Linked DNA regions of Mus musculus: region 2 is linked to region 1. Evidence: chromatin contacts called from ENCODE Hi-C data. All regions are on one chromosome and are shown on one strand. Each heading gives the region's core, a stretch centred on a gene start or an enhancer-like site at or near the end of the contact. The rest is flanking DNA. Distances are from core to core; before and after follow the strand shown.

What was found. A loop is a pair of places that touch in the nucleus more often than their neighbours do.
Region 2: a loop to region 1 is called in a map of v-Abl transformed pro-B cells, with 2.7 times the contacts of the local background. The contact joins the promoter of Nme9 here to the promoter of Mrps22 in region 1. A Hi-C loop is called at or near these places in 4 of 37 maps with a recorded cell type or tissue (left cerebral cortex and v-Abl transformed pro-B cells).

Annotation. Positions count from the first base shown.
Region 1 is chr9:98,598,941-98,606,461 of GRCm38, reverse strand. Mrps22 (mitochondrial ribosomal protein S22) reads left to right here and starts at 4,783. Exons shown (of 8, transcript NM_025485.3): 1 at 4,783-4,989. The coding sequence starts at 4,818.
Region 2 is chr9:99,453,152-99,460,672 of GRCm38, reverse strand. It overlaps Nme9 (NME/NM23 family member 9), which reads right to left and starts at 4,430. Exons shown (of 10, transcript NM_001165957.1): 1 at 4,406-4,430; 2 at 880-983; 3 at 73-144. The coding sequence starts at 4,430.

The DNA.
Region 1 (7,521 bases), core at 3,534-6,033:
ATTTATTTATTTATTTATTTATTTATTTATTTATTTATTTATTTATTTATACACTGTAGCTGTCTTCAGACACTCCAGAAGAGGGAGTCAGATCTCGTTATGGATGGTTGTGAGCCACCATGTGGTTGCTGGGATTTGAACTCCGGACCTTCGGAATAGCAGTCGGGTGCTTTTACCCACTGAGCCATCTCACCAGCCCTGGTCATAACTTCTAACAAATGCATAATTACAGAATCAGCCTTTTCAGAAGTTAAAGCAGTTGCCCATTGAAATCCTGAATATGTGCGATAGTATTTCATATTTCAGTTTACTAAACCCTGTAAAATGAAACACATCCATTTGCTACATTTCATTTCTTTGGGAACCTTTAGGGTTACTCCCTGTAGGTAATGGAAATTGGTTCTATATAGAATAAGTGGGACATGTCTTTACCATCCCCTTGGCTTGTTGACAAGTGATAGAAAGTTGCCATTTCAAACCTTTGTAGTTAACGTGGTGGTTTTGTTTTTGCTTTTTGTTTTTTTTATGAAATTCTGAATCCTTTAGCACACTTCCTATCAATAACTGATTAATTTCCTCATTACCTTGTGCTAGCAGGCCGAGTAGACCTGTATGGGATCTGTTATGTGTTATAATAGCTGATTTCTAGTTCTGATTTCTTGTTGTAGTTGAATAAACAGTGAAGTTATTTTGGAATCATCCTGAATGAGTTTAGCAGTTTCTATATGTAAAACAACTCTTTCTACATATTGATGGTCAGTCACTACACTAAGAGATTCTTGAAAATCTAATAACACCCTAAGAACTGCATATAATTCTGATTATTGAACTAAGTTATAAGGATTCTCACCTTACTTATATTTTCTGACATATATCCTGCCTTTCATGATTTATTTGCACCAGTATAAAATGTAGGGGCTCCAAAAATTGGTGTCCCTTATATTATATGAGAAAGGTGAGATTTGAGGAATGTGTTGGGGGGGGGCATTGCAGGGAAAGGGAGGGGAGAGAAGAAGGAAGATGGAAGAGGCTAGAATGAAAGGAGAGGGACCTTGAACATGTGGCCAGGAGAATCAGCAAGTAACAAGGGACTTTATAGCTGGGGAATAAATTAGAATAACTTAAAAATCTGCCTAATCTGGGCTTACAACATTTAAATAAAATACCTGGATTGTGTGTATTTTATACGAGCTAGCTAGGATTATAACTTCATTCCACGAATATCCTTAGAGAGGGACAAAGAGAAACTTTCTTTTGATACAAACTAAAGGGGGAAGCTGAAGAAGCTGGAAGTAGAAACAGGAGTGGTCCACCCACAAGTCAAGAATACTTGTAGTCATGAGCAGCTGGGAGGGATGGGGACAAGTTCTCCTGTAAGTCCCCTGAAAGGAGCAGGGACCTGCCAATGCTTTGGCTTTGGTCATTGGACACTGACATCGAATTTCTAACATGTAGAATTTTGATATTTCTGCTATTGTCATCCACCAAATGTGGACTAATCCATTCCAGTGCCACACGCAGTTAATACAACAACTGGACTCATTTCCTCTTCTATAAATGTACACCTCTTGTCCATTCATAGGGTGCCCAGGTATGGTGGTTCGAATGAGAATGGCCCCCATCGTTTCATATGTTTAGATGCTTGGTCCCCAGCTAGTGGAACTGTTTGAGAAGGATTAGGAGGTGTGGCCATGTTAGAGGCGGTGTATCACTCACTGGTGGTGGGCTTTGAGGTTTTAAAAGCCCATGCCAAGCCCACATATGCCTCTTTCTTTCTGCCTCATGCCTTTGAAGCTCTCGCTCTTGCTCCAGCCCATGTCTGTCTGCTTCCTGCTATAGCAATCAAAGACTAATCCTCTAAAACTGTAAGCAATCCCCAACGAAACAGTTTCTTTTTATAAGAGTTGCCTTGGTCATGGAGTCTCTTCACAGTAATAGAATGGTAACTGCAACACCAGGATATAGTAAAAATAAGCTCTTTGGCCTCTCTTCTTATCAGTAGCCATGGGGAAGAAAGACTAGGGTTGCTTCTGAGAGAAAATGCTTGAGGTGGGAGCCTGCTGCATGTATTTCCGATTCAGTCTCCCACTATTGGTACTTCTTACTACATAGAGTGATGAGGGAGATCAGGATAGTAGCCCCTACCTGAATTAAGGCCAAGCCTAGGGCTGTCATCTTCTCCCATTCAAATAGCAATAGTAGAGTCCATAATGCTGTCACCTTTGATGGCTCAGGAGTTAAGGGAACTTGCTGCACAAGCATGAGGACCAAAGCTCAGGTCCCAGAACTCATGTAACCAGGTGGATATCCCATGCATGTGTCCCAGCATTGATAGAGAGGGTGGAGACAGGAGGGTCCCTGAGGCTTCCAGGCTGTCCAAGAAAGCATGAGCCCCGAGTGTAGAGACAGACCCCCATGTAAAGTGCACAGGAAGAAGGTAATAGATTAGAGCACACAGATAGCCACATAAACTCACATATACAAATAATCAAACAAATAAATACGCAAATAACCTTTTAAAACTCAAACAGAAACACAGGCATGAATTTCCAAAAAACCAATTATTTGGGAACAAAGATTAAGATTAGAAACAGGGGCATGAGTACATAAAACTGGGGTGATCCCTGATATGTTCAGTGGACAAAGAAAAAGTTGTGGGTTTTACTAAGATAGTCTCAATCACTTTGAAATGAAGGGAGATAGGGTTTTTTTGGGGGGGGGGGCACTTTTTTGCTTTAGAAAGCTGACAAGCCTCAGAAATGACTGTGTAAGCCAGTCTAACGGTCACAGCAGCTCTGGTACTTGTTACTAAGTAAAACTATTCTTAAAGGCAGGGGAGCCTTTGTCAACGGATTGGTTTAGCTCTTGCAGTAAGTGTTCATAGCTATAGTGTCTCCTGTGGAGAGGAGACTCCTTTACAATGGGATAAGCTAGGAGTGACTCCATTTTGTTAAATGAATTTTCACAATGGGGAATGGGGAAGAAAATAGGTGAGGTTAGGAGTTAAGTCTCTCTCTATCCAGCAAATTCAAACACATATTTGTTCAACAACTTTCTTCTGCCAGGCCTAGGGCAAAGTGCTTACTTAAGCTGACTAATCTATGGAAGGAAAAGAATTGCACTCCCTAGTCACCTAGAAAAGAATATAATGAAATCATGTGCCCACTCATCCATCCGTCCATCCATTCATCCACCCACCCACCCATCCATCCATCCATCCATCCATCCATCCACCTATCTATCCATCCATCCATCCATCCATCCATCCATCCATGCATACATCCACCAATCCATCCATCCATCCATCCATCCATCCATCCATCCATCCATCCACCAATCCATCCATCCATCCATCCACCAATCCATCCATCCATCCATCCATCCATCCATCCATCCATCCATCTATGCATCCACCCACCTATCCATCCATCCATCCATCCATCCATCCATCCATCCATCCATCCATTGATCCATCCATCCATCCATCCATCCATCCATCCATCCATCCATCTATGCATCCATCCATTTACCAATCCATCCATCCTTCCATCCATCCATCCACCCATCCATTCTTTCATTCAACAAGTATTTGTTCTGCACATAAACAGTACTAGGTAAAATTATAATAATGTATAGGCATAGCCTTCATGTGGTGAGAAAAATAAGCAGATAATAAGGAGAATGACCAGAAATTATAGAAGGGCCGATGAAGGGAAGGTATAAGGTGATTGGTGGTTATGGATTCAGAATGAAGAACAAACATTTGGGGTGCGTTTGAAAAGTTTGAAAGAACTGCAAACAGTTGGATTTAAACCCGCAAGTGGGGGAAGAGGTCTAGGAGGGCAATACACATTCATTATTCAGAACCATAAAACCAAAAAGAAAAGAGAAAAGGAGCACAGAGGAAAAAAATACAAAAACAAAACAAAAAACCTGTACACACATCGAGAGACTCAAACACGTACTTGTGAATAAGCAGTTGGTGGGATGTTGCACGTGCCCATGTGTTGTTAGGACCCGAACCTAGGGCAAGTACTCTAGTGCTGAGCTAAATTCCAAGCCCTTATTTTGTTTCTTTTGGTTTTTTTTTTGTTTTTTTTTTTTTCGAGACAGGGTTTCTCTGTGTAGCCCTGGCTGTCCTGGAACTCACTCTGTAGACCAGGCTGGCCTCAAACTCAGAAATCCGCCTGCCTCTGCCTCCCAAGTGCTGGGATTAAAGGTGTGCGCCACCACGCCCGACTATTTTGTTTCTTAATGTATGTACTCTTAACATGTATGTATTATGTGTGTATGCATGTGTGTGTATGTGGTATATGTCTTGTATACAAATGATAAAGCTAATACTATAAACAAACAAACAAAAGTAAATGGGCTGGTGAGATTCCTGCTCAGGTTGTAAAGATACCTGCTACCAAGTTTCACCTGAGTTCCATCTCTGGGTCGAAAGAGAGCGGCGACTCTCCCAGGCTATCCTCTGACCTCCACATACAAGTTCATGCGCATGCACACACAAACAAAATTACTTTAAAAAAATTCTTTAAAAAGTTCATTCCCACATCTGTAATCAGAGGTCAGAAAGCGGATTGCAGCGGGTTTGAGGTCAAGACTGCAGAGACTGTCTCTAAGAGGGAAGCGGGGCGGGGCATATAGCTCATTCCATACAGTGCTTGCCTTGCTTGCACAAAGATTTTAGTAGTTTTAAAACGCTTCCGCGGCGCCTTGCCTCCACCCAGACTACATTTCCCAGAATGCTGCACAAAAACCTCTCGAGCCGGAAGTTGCTCTATCGATTCCGGCGCAAAGAGCGTCTGGTAATCATGGCTGCAGTCAGAACACCGTTGTCGCTGTGGAGGTTCCAATTGGGCTCTCGGCGAGCACGGCGGGTCTGTACTCGGGCCACAGCCCAGCGCCACCCCGATGCTCTGCTCGCGACGCGGCCCCAGCCATTCGAGGTGGGGCAGCCTCGCCGCCTGCTCAGCTCCGAGGCAGGTGAGTGACCGCCAGAACTCTGCTGAGCGCCCGGGAAACTTAGAGCTTGCTCTAACGAGTGAAGGCGGCTTGTCAGACTGCGTGCGGCTTCCGTCCGTCCTTGCAGAACTTATCTAAGTCCTCATTCATTCATTCATTCAGTCACTAGTGCTTGCGTGCCGCCCCTTGCAAAGCATTACACTACATTAGCTTGGGGCATGCTGTAGGGTTGACCTGGACTCTGTTATCCCAGTGGCGATTGGCAGAGTTCTGTGATCCAGGCTACGTCGGGCATGGGGGGAGGGGGGGGCGGAAAGCACTTAGCTGCCTTTCAAACTATGTTGGACGCATAGGGATGAATCCCAGGGAAAATACGGGCAACGCTGCCACCAGGCTAACCATGCTAAGGTTAAAAGAACAAGAGGACACCATAATAAGCAGAGGTATAGAGAAGAAACTGAACGCTGGTATTTTGGGGGAACGTATTTTGGAGTTAGGATTGATAATGTCTAAGTAAGTGTCCAGGTTTTGATGGTAAGCAGTTGAATGGAGACTCGTGGCAAGCTAGAGAACATTAATGGTAGAAACAGTTTATGTGGTTGATTTTTGAGTTTGGATTGATGACTCGGTAAAATGAAAATTAAAAAACGGGAAAGGAGGCGGAATTTTGCTTGTTTTGTGTTGAAGTTGAGATGTCTTTGTTATTCCAGGGTCAGTATACAGTTAGATACAAATTGAGGCGCACTGGAGTAAAAAAACGATCACTAGAGTCGAGCAGGTGCGTGAGCTTGTCTCAAGACAGTGTAGTGCTGAGCATGTATATAGTTACTGGAGCTTGTGGGTGACCATGAGAATAAACACAGGAGTTTGGTCTTCAAAGAAACGTTCTCGTTAGTTTTGTGTCAACTTGACACAAGCCAGAGTTATCTGAATGGAAAGAAATGCCTCCATAAGATCCAGCTGTAGGACATTTTCTTACTTAGTGTTTGAGGTGGGAGGGCCCAGTCCATTGTGGGTAGTGCAATGCCTGGGCTGGTGGTGGTCCTGGATTCTATAAGAAAGCAGGGGGAGCAAACCAGTAAGCAGCACCCCTCCATGGCCTCTGCATCAGCTTCTGCCTCTGGGCAACTTGTGTTTGTGTCCCGACTTCCTTCAACGATAGACGACTACACTGTGGAAGTGTAAGCCAAACCCTTTCCTCCCCAGCTTGCTCATGGCCATGGTGACTCATTGCAGTAATAGAAACCCTAACTGGGACAGAGACTAAATCTCTCAGTGGCGGACACAGTCAAACCATGCGAGTTTTAAATGTGAAAGCTTTAAATCATCTTGCTTGCGTTTTTTAGCAGATCACTCTCAAGGAATCTTTGTGGGAATGGTTTGTAGTGAGTTCAGGAAAGAGTCAGAGAAGCCAAGGTAAGGAGCAAGCATGGCTTTGACTAAAGTAATGGCAGTGGGAGCTAGATCTAAAAAGAGACGATTACCTAGTATTCGTTTTTTGTAAAAGTGGGCTAACTGCTTTATAGGGTTGCTGTGAGAGCTGAATATTCTGAGCATGGTGTGTATTTAGCTCAGCAAGCACTGCACAGTAAATCTCCTATGTGTTAATAATGGTCAGTCCTATCATTTTACCTGCTTTTTTTTTTTTTTTTTTTTTTTTTGGCTCAGTGTGTTGGGTATGGAAGGAGTCAGGAATCATTTTAAGACTCTGGACTGAATGACTGATAGACTGCGCTGTGATAGAGAGTAGTAAGGGCCGCAGGGATGAGACAAGCAAAGGTTGCAGGGATGTTATGGTCTGGTAGTCTTGGCTTACAGGTGAGATGTCCATTGGGAAGTGGGTGGAGATGACCTTGGGTAGAGATTGGGATTTTAGAGTCTGGCAGGTGGATGTAATTAAAGCCATAGAAAGCTAGAAAAGTACCCAGTGGGACTATGAATAAGGAGAGAAGGAGCTTGGCCAGGATCTTGCAAGGCTCTAGTATCTTTGGGACCGATGGCTAAGAGGAACCCAGGAACACATGGCCTTTTACCTTTCCAATGGAAAGTGTTAATGAGTTATCTTTAATATAAATATTAGCAATAAATTAATCCAGTGATTGTATTTCTTTACCTTAATGCTAGTCCCCAGTAACCACACAAAGAAACCAAAGTGTATTTAAAATTGCACCTCAGTAGCCAAGCAGTTAAATGATCTACCTATGCCTTCTATGCGAATCTGGCGACCTCCCATTCCTTGTTACTTGCATATTATTGTTGACCTGGCTCTTTGGGCTTCATGTGTGTTTCTGTGATCTCTCTGGACCCCTTCCTCATGGCACCAATTCCTCCATCTTCCTGGCCGATCAGAATCTTGCATCTTGCTTTCTCCCTCTCTCTTTCCTTTGGCTGGCAGAGGTACCTCAACCCACCCTATTCCGTCATCTGCTCAGCCATTGGGTGGTCAGCATTTATTGACAAGGCACAGAATAAATGGTAAGAACTGTTTACACAAACCTGAGCCAGGAGAATCTTGGTATAAGCATTACAATGCTGGTCAAGATTGAAACAAGG
Region 2 (7,521 bases), core at 3,181-5,680, 850 kb before region 1:
CTGAGACCCGATTCATCTATCTGAACACCACTGATCCGCAGTCAACCGTTCTGTGTCCGCAAAGATACTTACTGTATAAAACAGAAAGGTTGGCTCGCACTTCCCTTGGTACTTTTCCAGAACATCAAGGCGGTCTGCCTCTGCCTAAAGAGAACAAGCTGTCAGCGGGCACCCTAGGTGCAGCTAGTGCAGGGCCACAGCAATGCCACGCTCTCCCTCAATGATGCACCTCCCGATGAAGCCCAGCTCACTGTCTGGTCAACACATTGGTGACAGCTGTGTCAGCGGCATTGCCTTGGAGAATCAAGGGAGAAGCTGACTCTGGCTCCCCACCCAGCTACTGACTGGTCCAGGGAACCCCACCTTCTGACATCCTCCTGTGGTTGTGCCTGAGGGTCCTCAGACAACCCCTTTATTGTCTCTGGTCCTTGGAGTCTGACCTCCTGAGAGATTAGCATAAGCCCTGGGGCTCCTGTTGTCTTTAGTGTGTATGAACCTCATCATCCATCAGTGTTGGGGTGTCGGTGGGGTCTCTTGCACATCTCTATGGAATTCCCATTCCTGTACTTTAAGCAAACATTTGCTCAAAGATCCCCCTTATGACCTAGAAGATGGAAGTCTTGAAACACTGGGTTCTGGAAGTAACATTTCAGCCAGCAGTGTTCACCAACTAAGACAGATATGCAGATGCTACTGAGTGACATGTTTGCATACAGTTTGGTGGTGAGGTTGGCGCTTGTATGTTTAGAGGAACTACAGGACACAGTGACAGCTGGTGCCTTTCCATCTGAAAGGCAGCTTGAGCATCCTGGCCCTGGCTTCTTCTGTGGTTAAATTGTTTAAGCTGTTATGTGACTTTTTGCTGAGAGGGAATCTTACCGAAGCAAAATGGAGACGGTCCAAGCCAACCTCGATCCTCATCTTTTGGAAGAGGCTAACCATGGGTTTGCAGGGTCCACACCAGCCCTGGTAGACGTCCACAACTGCCGGAGGCAAGGAACGACAATGCTTATCAGACAGTCACATTCATGGTGACAGTCTGCTCTCATCCCTCTAACCCCTGCAATGGACGTGCTTGTTGGGTAGGTGTAAGCCTAGTGGATTAGGATTGAGCACGAAACATAGCCATCCCTTATTCCAACATGAAAATTTGGATCTGAAATATAATGAAGCAGGTGGGTACGGTGGCTCACAACTGTAATCTCAACCCTTGGGAGGCAGAGGCAGTAAGATCAGGTGGGTGTTCAAGACCCTCCATCCTCAACTACAATCGAGTTTGTTTTACATGAGAACCTGTCTAAAAGGAGAGTGGGGGGTGAGGAAGGAAGAGCTGAAGTGAGTACAGGTGGAAGAAGCAGCAGCTTGTTTTTAAGGTGACCCCTTTACCTTTCGGGGATCAGGCCTGGCACGGAGTGTTACTCGGTGAATATCTGAAGAGAACACAGACTACTCCCAAAGTAGGTCAGTACAGATGACCAGTAGCCTCCAGGTGACTCTTATCCACTGATAATAGCAACTGTGGCTTTTCTCCTGATGCATTAAAAGCCGCCGTTTGCTCTCATGCCGCTCAGACGGCACAGTGGTCAAGAACACTCGCTGCTCTCATAGAGACCCAGGTTCTGATCCCAGAACATACAGGGCAGCTGACAACTGCCTTTACTCCAGTTCCAGGAGATCGGGCGCCCTCTTCTGGTCTCCATGCTTACTGCATGTACATGGTGCTCTGACATACATTCAGTCAAAACACTCGTACACGTATGTTTTCTAAATAACATTTTAAAGCCTCCTGCTTTGGGTAAAGCAGCATTCATTTACTTATCTTTCTCCTAAGAGGTGAACCCGAGAGACTGTCAGAAGGGAACTTGGGTTTCTTTCATGCTGCCCATTCTAGTGGGTGTTGGAGCTGGGTTTGCCACTCCCCCGCCTGGTGATTGGAGCAAACTGTAAAGCCTGTAAGGGACCTGCACAGACTGAGTCAACTCATATGGACCAGAGCCATGCAGGGTCTAGCCTTTGCCATCAGAGGGAACCAGGCAGGGTCTAGCCTTTGCTATCAGAGGGAACCAGGCAAGGTCTAGTCTTTGCGAAAAGAGGGAAGCAGCCTGTGGTGGTTACATTGTAAAGGAGATGTGTGTGTGTGTGTGTGTGTGTGTGTGTGTGTGTGTGTGTGTGTGTTCATTCCTCTAACCTGTCCAGTAAGATGTCTTTGAAGAGCTTTCCACTCTTGAACTACTGAAAGGAGGCTTGGAATAGTCAGTGCTCAGGAAATATTAGCCATGGTCACGTAAGCACCTATCAGGGCAGCTGGCACATAGCAGAGTCTCAAAAAAATAATACATGATGCTTGTCCTTTCACCACTGGTAAAAATGTAATAGTTTGTTTCACCCCAGAGCTGATTTTACCTTCTCAAAGCAGACGCATGGGTACAACTGTTAACCCTTGGCACCATCTAAAGGGTTCATAATCTCTCCGACTGGAGAGTGTGCCAACACACACACACACGCACGCACACGCACGCACACGCACGCACATGCATGCGTGCGCGCGCGCACACACACACACACACTGGATCAACAGGACTAGAAATATTTGGATTCCATTTGGCCCCAGGCTTGGGTCAGTCTGCTGCAGATGCCAGATAGAAAAGTTAACACTGTTGTTTTAGAGTCTGGGGTGACAGACAGGAGGGTGTGCCAAACTGGAAATATGGTGGGGAGCTTGTCAGAGCCTTAGGGGGCTCCCATGGAGGGAAAAGTGGAGGTCAGGAAAGACTTCACATAGATAGGCTACTTTGGAGGTGAGCATTGGAATGAGAACTGTGATTGCCCGTAGAGTAGAACATAGAAACGGAGGGGAAACCTAGGATGTGCTCTGGAAAGCCGTCTCAGCTCAGGACACATCTGTGGAAACAGTAAAGGAAGGGGTTGGAAAGGAGTGGGGTTTTTGAGAGAGGGAGTGCTCTTGAATGCTGAGGAGTCATGGAGAGATGTAGATAAAGGAGGATAACAGGATGCAGAGTTGCCTGGAGGAGAGGAAGGAACCACGGGCAGGAGATCATGGTCAATTCTAAGACGCCAGCCTCCTGGGGTACACACCATCATATCAGGCCCAGACCTTTCGAGTGGGCTGGATCTCATGATGGGCTTCTAATAAGCACAATAGAGTATGGATCTGACTTCTAAGTTAACAAAGGCTGACTCACAGCGGTGGTCTCTCAGTGCCCAGTCTGGAGCAAGCAAGTTACCATGATGTGAGAAGCCTCACACAGAAACCAATGGCAAGAAATCACATCTTCGGCCAACAGCCAGTGAGGATGTGAACCCTGCTGGCAACCACTGAGTGAGCTCGATCCACCAACAGCCGTATAAAAAGAGCTCGGAAGCAAGCAAGCCTGCCTCGAAGCGAAAATCTATCCATGACACAGAAACAGCCTTGGTAAAGCCTCCGGGGCCAGAAGCACTCAGCTGGACTGCACTTCATCCAAGAACTGCAGGTACTGGAAGGTAGCCCGTGTTTAAGCCACTATTGCTTGGGTAAAGTGTTACCCAGCAGTGGTAACTGATACAAAGAAGATAGCTGTGGACAATGATTGTGCAGTCCCTGGTTGGTTCCAGTTAGTTCTCTGTGATGTCTAATTCTCCACCCTGGGAGTTCCAGGAAAGCCCATTTTCCCTTCAGAAACATTCTCCTTTTGTGCATCAGATTATTAAGGTTCTCTGTGCCTGGTCATGCAACTGAGTACAGCAATCAGCTCTAAACCAAGAGAAGAACCCTTGTACCTGACAGTACTGACTCATTCAATGAGCTGAGTTTACTGATGCCCAACTATATGAAGTACAATGGACGGTACCTGGTATTCTCAGGGACTCTGCTTCAAGACACCAGTGGGCAATAGAAGCTGGATGGGACTGGAGCTGATACAAGCATTTCAAGGACTGAGACAGCCAGTTTGATAACTGGTTTCTAAAAGAATAATGAGCAAGTGATACGCACAACGTAGGGAGGGCACGAAATTTTAAAATGATGTACTTATACTTTTGGAATTTTCCGTGGGACTCTGCAGGTAACTGAACGGGAGAGTGAAGACACAAAGAAGGTGGACCACTGTGCACACAGACACAAAGAAGTCAGCTGGTTCCTTTTCTGTTTGTACATTTTGAAACAGAGTCACGGTAGCCCAAGCTAGCCTCAGACTTGCCGTGTGGACCTTGAACTCTGGTCAGTCTGCTTCCAGCTCCCAAACGCTGGGGTTATAGGCATAAGCCACCATCCCTGGCTAATGTAGCCCTAGAGACTGAGACCCAGGCTTACAACAATACCACCCACAGTAGCCCCTTCTCCACATGCATCATTGAACGGTTTCGAAAAGAATGGCTTAGGGGAAGTGGCTTCATTTAGAATCACCAGTCAGTCCTTTAGAGCCGAGCATTTCTTCCCAAAGCTCCTGGGTGTTGATGTTGACCTGCGGCCAGAGAGGATCAAAAGCATTGTCAGTAGGGGCAGAGATGGCTCTCTCTCTCTCTGCAATATTCCCAAATGCAGTTCTAAATGACTTCTGTTGGCAATCTTCTTTCTTTCTCCCGCCCCCCATATGACAGGAAAAATAATTAACCTACAAAAAATGTGTGCCATCCTCAGACATTAAAAGTGTTGCATGTATTTGTGCAGGAATCATAGAGGAGGCTGCTTTGTGTTAAAAGAAGCAGCAGCATAGTACAGCTCCCTTTGTAGCTATGTTCAGTCAGTGTCAGAAATTATGGAGTTTTTCTCCATTCACTCACATTTTTCTTATTTATAAAGAGTCCTGATATATATATATATATATATATATATATATATATATATATATGTGTGTGTGTGTGTGTGTGTGTGTGTGTGTGTGTGTATACATATACATATACATATATATATATATGAGATATGGCATACAAGGGAAATGAATATTATTATCCCTCTCCTCTACTCCCTTATTATGTGTATATATGCTACACACACATATAAACATACACACACACATATATATATACATATACATATATATATAGCACATCTTTATTTTAAAGCATTTTTAAAATTACAAAACAATAACATGTACCTGAAAGTATGATATAGGGGATGGAGAGATGGCTCGACAGTTAAGAGCACTAGCTGCTCCTCCAGAGGTCCAGAGTTCAATTCCCAATAAACAACATGGCAGCTCACAACCAACTATGATGAGATCTGATGTCCTCTCTGACATGCAGCCATACACACAGAGCACCCATAAATAAATCTTTTTAAAAAGCAAGTTACCATATATAGAATATCTTGGGGGTGCTTTTTAGTTATCTGAAAGTAAACTATCAATCTGACATCCCATCACCCCTGAACAATGAATGCGGGGAGGGGGACTGGGAGATGGCTCAATAAAGGGCTTACTGTCCAAGTATGAGGACCTAAGTTTGGATCCTTGGCACCTATGTAAACAGTGGAGAATGGCTGTGTGTGTCTGGAGATAGAGACAGGAAGATCCCGGGAGCCCCTGGAGCTCACTGGCCAGTCCTTCTAGCTTGTTACATCTGGGCAGACAGGAAACTGAGACAAGTCTGGAAGTGGGTGCTGAGCTATAGAACCCTCAATGCCTATCCTGACTGGCTTATACGTGCCAAAGGTGTCCCGTGTCGTAAAGGCCCCAGAACCTACTATAATGCCACCATTGGCTTGAGGGCATGCGTTCAAATGCAGGGGCCTATGGGATGAAACGGGGAGATTCAGGTCCAGCTACAGGCCCTACTTCACAAGGAAGAGAAGCAACTGAGAAAGACATCCTGACTTCAACCTCTGGCAGACACATGCACTGGTACAGGTGTGTGCCTAAATGTGTGTGCGTGCACACACACACACACACACACACACACACACACACACACACACAGTAGAATCATGCTACAAAGTTTCTGGAACACTCTCTGTAGACCAGGCTGGCCTTGAACTCACAGAAATCTGCTTGCCTCTGCCTCCCAAGTGCCAGGATTAAAGGCGTGCGCCACCACTACTTGGCACTCGCCAGCTGTTTTATTTGCATCACTTGACTCTTTGGAGGCAGTTTGGCATTTCCTCTGTGGGCTGACCCTCAGTCCGGCCTGCCTGTTTTCTGCTGCTTTGGCTCATGTGGTGTATCCCTGGGTTGGTTTGTCATGTTAGAGAAGCTGCAGAGATCTGCCCTCATTCCAGTCAACCAAGTGATACAGTTTCTATCTGCCCGTTAGAGTTAGAAACCACACTGGCTTAACTACTCATGGAAGTGAGCCAGGTTCCTCCACTAGACAATGACTTTCTTGTTCCTTCTAACTAATGTGTTTCCATAGGGAGTGTTACAGTTTCACAGTGAGATGCGCTCCATAGGCTCCTGCATTTGAACGCATGCTCTCAAGCCAATGGTGGCATTGTAGTAGGTTCTGAGACCTTTACAACACTGAACAACGTTGGCACTTATAAGCCAGTCAGGATAGGCATTGAGGGTTCTATAGTTCAACACCCAGTTCCAGACTGGTCTCAGTTTCCTGTCTGCCCAGTTGTAACAAGCCAAGCTGCAAGCTTTCATTGCCAAAGATGTAGCCATTAATTGCCATTCATCTCTATTATCTATCCTGGCAACAGTGAACCCAAATAAACAACTCTCTTGAGTAGCTTCTGTCTGGCATTTTGTCACGACAAAGAGAAATATAACAGATATAGGGCATTGGGTTGACATTATTCAACCGAAAAGATCATGAAAATTACAACTTGCTCTTCTTAAGAGGTTTTTGTTTTTGTTTTTACGATTTATTTACTTTTGTTTTCTGTGAATGAGTGTTTGGCTTCCACTTATGACTGTGTACCACTTGCATGCCTGGTGCCTGAGAAGGCCAGAAGAGGGTGTTGGATCCCCTGAAACTGGAGTTACAGAAGGCTGTAAGCTACTATTTGGGTGGAGGGAATTGAACCCAGGTCTTCTGGAAGAGCAACCAGTGCTCTTCCCCACCAGGCCATTCTCCAACCCCCTACAACTTGTTCTTGATAAAAATATGTAAAGATCTGTTAGGATGTATTACCCACCAATTATGGAAGAAAACTACATAAGGTTTACAGACAGACCCTCTATTATAGATCTTCAGTTTCAAGGAATCTCTCTCTCTCTCTCTCTCTCTCTCTCTCTCTCTGTGTGTGTGTGTGTGTGTGTGTGTGTGTGTGTGTGTGTGTGTGTGTGTGTGTGTGTAGACACAAAAGAGAAAAGCTATTTTGAAGTCTTAAGTGAGAGTTGGACCGATATCATCATCCTGGCCCCATAGCTACCCCCCCCTGAAGCAAATGACAGGAACCATCAGAAGAGCCCTGCCACTGCCCAGAGTTTAACTAATGTCATGGGCTCCTCTCTACTTCCTACGCCTTCATGGAATGAGCCACACCAGACCTGGGGCTAGATGAACTGTCTTACTCCTGGTTGTAGGGTATACCAGCATGGAAAATACTTGAGCTTCCCCAAGGCCTGTATTAGGAGA